2 separate regions of the Homo sapiens genome follow, and region 2 is linked to region 1. A link is a loop called in an ENCODE intact Hi-C map of the cell type or tissue named here. Cell type or tissue: mammary epithelial cell. All regions are shown on one strand. Each heading gives the region's core, and the rest is flanking DNA. Links, peaks and the distances in the headings are about the cores only.

Region 1 (2,915 bases), core at 108-2,607:
ATGGGTGTTTTTGTTTGTTTTTTGTTTTTGTTTTGAAACAGAGTCTCAGTTTGTTGCCCAGGCTGGAGTGCAGTGGTGCAATCTCGGCTCACTGCAACCCCCATCTCCCAGGTTCAAATGATTCTCGTGCCTCAGACTCCCGAGTAGCTGGGATTACAGGCACCAGCCACCACGCCCAGCCAGACAAATAATGTGGATCTAAGCTTAAAAGAAGATCACGCTGGGCGCGGTGGCTCACGCCTGCAATCCCAGCACTTTGGGAGGCCGAGGCAGGTGAATCACCTGAGGTCAGGAGTTTGAGACCAGCCTGACAAACGCGGTGAAACCCTGTCTCTACTAAAAATACAAAAATTAGCCCATTGTGGTAGTGTGCACCTGTAATCCCAGCTACTCGAGAGGCTAAGGCAGGAGAATCGCTTGAACCCAGGAAGCGGAGGTTACAGTGAGCCGAGATCATGCCACTGCAGCCTGGGTGACAGAGCAAGACTCTGTCTCAAAAAATAAAAAAATAAAAAGAAGATCACAGTAGCCAGCAGAGAGAAGTTACAAATACTGACCTCACATTGCCTGCCCGACCCCAGGCCTGGTGAGGGAAAGTTCCCAGGGCAGCCACTGGGGACAGCAGTGGGTGGTGCCTGGTGATCCCACTCTCCCTTGTCCCTGTTTCAATTTATGGAACAGGGGACAGACGGATCCCACCTCTGACCTCCATGCCCTGCCTCCCTCAGGATGTGCTGAGCCTTGCAGAATCCCCTTGGAGATCTGGACTGACTAAGTAACTGATCCTTGGAACAGGCCCAGAATAGGAGTCTACAGATGGAGAGAGGCCAAGGCGGCCCAGACGACCATGTACAAGTGGGAGTTAGGAGTCAGCAGGGAAAGCCCATGAACAGGATCACAGGCAGAGCTCTCTGGAGTGGGGAAGCCCTGCTGTCGGGGAATAGATCTTCATGCTGAGACACCTTTCCCTGCAACCTCATTAACCCTGACCAAAATGACGCACAAGACGGACTCGGATCTTCCCGATTCATGTCCCTTGAGTTGTGCCTGAAAGCTTTCAATGTGTACGAAAGTCTCTGCTCATGGATAACTACAACTCTACAGTTAAGAGTTCCAGCACACCATTTCTGAGATGCTACAGATGATCTCACATTGTCTAGGTCCCAGTAGCTCCTCTGGCAGGTCATGCGTACATGGGAACAGTGAAAGAATCCAGGCACACGGACGTTAGGTGCCCCCTCTGGTTCCCTCTTTGTTTTGCTAGCAAGGAGGCCCATCTGCTAAATCAGTTTAGTGCGGAAGTTTCCTTTATAACTTCATTTCCTCCCACCGGCAGCACCATAGCTCTTCTAAAGAATTAAGAGCTGCATTTACATCGAGTAGATGAAGCATAAATCTCGCAAATCTCCATAAATCCCTAGGAATCGAGTCTCCAGGCTCTAGATGGATACGGATCAATGCACAAAACCCTTTGATGTCAAGGGAAGAGACCATTTGGTGGTCTTCTGGTCACTTACTTGCCTAACTTGTATTCCTCGGGTTTGTAGCCGATGTACTTGATCAGCCGTTCCACGCCCTCTGCTGGAGGCCCGTGCCAGTGCGGCCAGGTGTCTGGGCATAAGGACTTGTACCTAGGAGAGGAGATGGACATGGAGAAGCTGTGACCGTACCTTCCTCTAGCCCTCCCCCACATCCCCGGCCCCAGAGGCCTGCTGAGCACTGCTGTGGCATGTCGGCCACTCAGTGTATGTAGTAGTCCCATTACACGAACTTTCTCGAATTCAAAGATGGGTACTTTGCAAGAAAGAAAGGAGAGAGAAACTGTTTCAATATAGTAGGGAGTTTGACCTGTCTTTGTAGAACAATGACATCATCAGACGCTCAACCCAGTGACTCAATTCCACTCCTAGGTATCTGTCCAAGAGAAATGAAAAGGTGTCCGAACATTCATACCTGAATGTTCATAGCAGCCATTGGGTGTAGCAGTGCATGGTGCTATGATTCATAATAGCCAAAAGGTGGAAACAACCCAGATGTCCATCGACAGAAAACTGAACAGACAAACAAACATAGTCTAGTACCAGAAGAAAAAGTTCTATGCTTGAGACCGGGTATGGTGCCTCATGCCTGTGATCCCAGCAATTTGGGAGGCCAAGGCAGGAGGATCACTTGAGGCCAGGCATTTGAGACCAGCCTGGGCAGACCCCGTCTCTACTTAAAAAAAGGCCAGGCGCAGGGGCTCAAGCCTGTAATCCCAGCACTTTGGGAGGCCGAGGCGGGCGGATCACAAGGTCAAGAGATCGAGACCATCCTGGCTAACATGGTGAAACCCTGTCTCTACTAAAAATACAAAACAAAATTAGCCAGGCATGGTGGCGGGCACCTGTAGTCCCAGCTACTGGGGAGGCTGAGGAAGGAGAATAGTGTGAACCTGGGAGGCGAAGCTTGCAGTGAGCCGAGATTGCGCCACTGTACTCCAGCCTGGGCGACAGAGCAAGACTCCATCTCAAAAAAAAAAAAAAAAAAAAAAAAAAATTTTTTTTTTAGCCAGGTGTGGCAGTGTGCGGCTGTAGTCCCAGCTACTCAGGAGGCTGAGGCAGGAGGATCGCTTGAGTCCAGGAGGTTGAGGCTTCAGGGAGCACTCCAGCCTGGGTAACAGAGATCCTGTCTCAAGAAAGAGTAGAGAAGAGAAAGAAAGGGTTCCATGCTTGGGAAGTGATGAGGGCTTCCCCCGTCCCCCAGGGGTAATTTTGGCTCCAGTGTTAAGAACCTGATTCCAGCATGCAGTTCCCTTCTACCCTGCAGTCCCTAGAAAGAGAACCGTGATGTCTGTAGTATAATGAAACAACTGAACGCAGAATTCAGAAGTGCAGATGGATCAAGGCTGGAAGCAGCACAACCGGAGCCACTGGCGT
Region 2 (2,915 bases), core at 191-2,690, 65 kb before region 1:
AGGGTTAACATAAGAAATGGTCTTTGAAGAGTATCTGAGTGTCGTGGGAAGTCGCTGTTATTCAACGTTCACCAGTTAGTCAACGTCACTCGTGTGAACATTCGCACCAGAAACTCCTCATGAAATTTGGCCCCAGGGAAGTTTTTATCTCAAGTCTGTAATCTCGCAGGCTGAGGCGTGTGGATTGTTCGAGCCCAAGGAGACTAGACTGGGCAACATGGTGAAAAACCCCGTCTCCACTAAAAATACAAAAATTAGTCGGCCGTGGTAGTGTGCGCTTGTAGTCCCAGCTACTCAGGAGGCTGAGGTGGGAGGATCACCTAAGCCCAGGAGGTAGAGGATGCAGTGAGCCATGACTGTGCCACTGCAGTCCAGCCTGGGTGACAAAGTGAGACCCTGTCTTCAAAAAAAAAAAAACAAAAAAAACTTTTCCTATCTAAAATAAATTTAGGCAAGGAGAATTCTGTGCCTCTGCCTCAAATGCTTCTATTCATAAACCCTTTCTTCCATCTACAATGAAAACACTGTAAAATAGGTAAAGCAGGCGCTGCTCTGATATAAGCCCCACCTAACTACTCCCTCCCTTCTCTCTTGAGATGGGAATTATCCAGGCAATTCACCACATTTTCACTTTCTCCTTGACTGCCAGGAAGCTAAAGGCTGACATCTAATGTTCATTAACAGTCACTTAACTAGTTTGCCAGGCTGGAATATTTTCCATGTGATTTTTATTTACATGTCTATTTTAACTGTCTATCTAAATACGTGTTTTTTATTGTAAGCACTTCCAATTGTTACAGAAAACAACCAAATCTCTAGAATAGTGACAGGCAAAACACTCGGGCTTTCCCTGATGGCCAGGACACAATCAAGTTCCAGCCACGGATACTTACCCATTAGACAAAGCGTATGGCATCCTTCTAAACTTTCACATACATCACGGCATCGATCTTGGTCTCTTAAAAATATGATGAATTTACGAAGCATGTCATGGGATTCTAAAACAGTGAGGCGCTGCAAAGAATAGCAGACCGTTAAATCAGAAACTGCCAGAAACAGTTTCCTGTAGAGAGTGAACTTGATCACTTGCAGATCACCCGTGGTTATGGAGGATGTGCTAGCAAACACCAAGAAGAAAATGGACAGACAAGAACCCACTTCTTTGGGCTACTAACACAAATGTGTCTATCACGGCCACTGGTCCCAAAGAACAATTAAAGGGAGGTGTGGAAATAAGCAGAGAAGCCATTTTACTTTCTAATGTTTAAGAAGAAAAGAAAAACACAATTGGGTTTTCACGGGGAACTCACAGAGCCTGCTTACCTCAGGGGTCACTGTGCTGAGATGAGTCACCAGAGCAGGCACAGACATGATGTGGATGAGGAACGGCCGAATCAGATTGTCTGAGAACTGTGCAGCAATCACAGGGCTAGACACAGATAGATCCACTCATTCAGACAGGTCTCCGTGTGCATCCAGAACAAAAGCACAACCCCACCAACGTGCTCAAATTCCTAGAAATTATTCTGCGTGGGATTTCTGAGAAAACTGAAGGCTGAAATTGGGGACATACACTGGGGAAATGGACAAGTCAGTGATGGTCCAGTTGCTGATGCCATACTGTGCAGCTATGAAAAACCAGTTTTGAAATTTTACTGACATGAGAGAATGCTCATGCTACAATGAACTTTAAAAAAAGGCAAGATGAAAAACTATATACATGGAAGAGGAAGGAGTTTGTGATGGGGAGGGAGGGAAAAAAGGGGGTTTTGGAGTGCTGGTATAATCGATTTCTCTATTGGGTGGTGCTTACCCAGGTGTGTTCACTCTGTGGTAACTCACCAATAACTCATAATTCAGTTAAGCAGTTTATTTAAAACTATATATACACTATAGATACACAATATATACACATGTAGTGTATCTATAGTATGTATACTATATATAAGTATATATATTGTATAATGTTTCGAAATATAAACACAAATATAGATACATTTTTAAAAGATTGAGGACAGATAAAGTTAACAATGTATCTCTGGTTGTAGAATTATGAGAAATTTTTTTCTTTTTTATGTTTTTCTGCTTTATCTAGGTTTTCTACAATAAGCATGTATTGCTTCCATAATCAAAAAAAGATAAATACTATTAGATAAAATAATGGTCCCTATCCCACACCATATATAAAAAATAATGAAATGAGCCACAGACCTAAATGCTAGTTTTATAACTAAAACTATAAAATTCTTAGAAGAAAACACAGGAGTAAAGCTTTGAGATTTCAGGTTAGGCAATGATTTCTGAGGTTATCACACTAAAAGCACAAGAGTCAAAAGAAAAAAACAGGTAAGTTGTGCTTCTTCAAAGTTTAAAACTTTTGTGATTCAAAAGACACTATCAAGAAAGTGAAAAGACAACCCATGGAACAGAAGGAAACACCTGGAGATCACTTGTCTGAAAAGGGACTTGTATCTAGAGCATATAAAGAACTCACAACTCTCATAAAAGATGAAACATCCAATTAAAAAGTAGACGAAGGATCTAAACATACATTTCTCCAAAGAAGATACACAAATGGTTAATAAGCACATGAAAAGATGTTCAACATCACTAACTACCAGGGAATTGTAAATCAAAACAACAGTGAGATACCCCTGTACAGCCACTGGGATGGCTAAATAAAAAAGACAGATAACAAGTATTGGCAAGGATGTGGAGAAACTGGAGACCTCACACAACACTACTCCTGGGAAGGTAAAATAGCACAGGCACTCTGGAAAATAATTTGGCAATTCTTCAAAAGGTTAAGCATGGAGTTACCACATGACCCAGGGAAGTCTACTCCCAGGAATATGCCCAAGAGAAATGAAAACATATGTCTATACAAAAACTTGTACATAAATGTTCACAGCAGC

The links. Hi-C counts contacts between places; a loop is a spot of excess contacts. Peaks named below come from ENCODE experiments on the same cell type or tissue, not always from the same donor. Only the 100,000 strongest peaks of a DNase experiment are listed, where the experiment ranks them.
Region 2: it touches region 1 in a loop (10-fold over the local background); 11 of 110 quality-filtered maps call a loop at or near these places.

What each region holds. Positions count from the first base shown.
Region 1 is chr12:109,431,613-109,434,527 of GRCh38, reverse strand. It overlaps MYO1H (myosin IH), which reads right to left. Exons shown (of 32, transcript NM_001101421.4): 20 at 1,518-1,631. Among named protein-coding and RNA genes, the nearest start is that of KCTD10, 44 kb to the left of the region's middle. RefSeq lists an enhancer at 259-763. In mammary epithelial cell, for the core only: CTCF peaks have their summits at 608 and 1,587 (motif pointing left); DNase peaks (open chromatin) are centred at 1,617 and 1,927; H3K27ac peaks cover 519 bases.
Region 2 is chr12:109,496,332-109,499,246 of GRCh38, reverse strand. It overlaps UBE3B (ubiquitin protein ligase E3B), which reads right to left. Exons shown (of 28, transcript NM_130466.4): 10 at 1,324-1,429; 11 at 894-1,014. Among named protein-coding and RNA genes, the nearest start is that of UBE3B, 20 kb to the right of the region's middle. In mammary epithelial cell, for the core only: no CTCF peak of the experiment used is centred there; a DNase peak (open chromatin) is centred at 1,356; H3K27ac peaks cover 620 bases.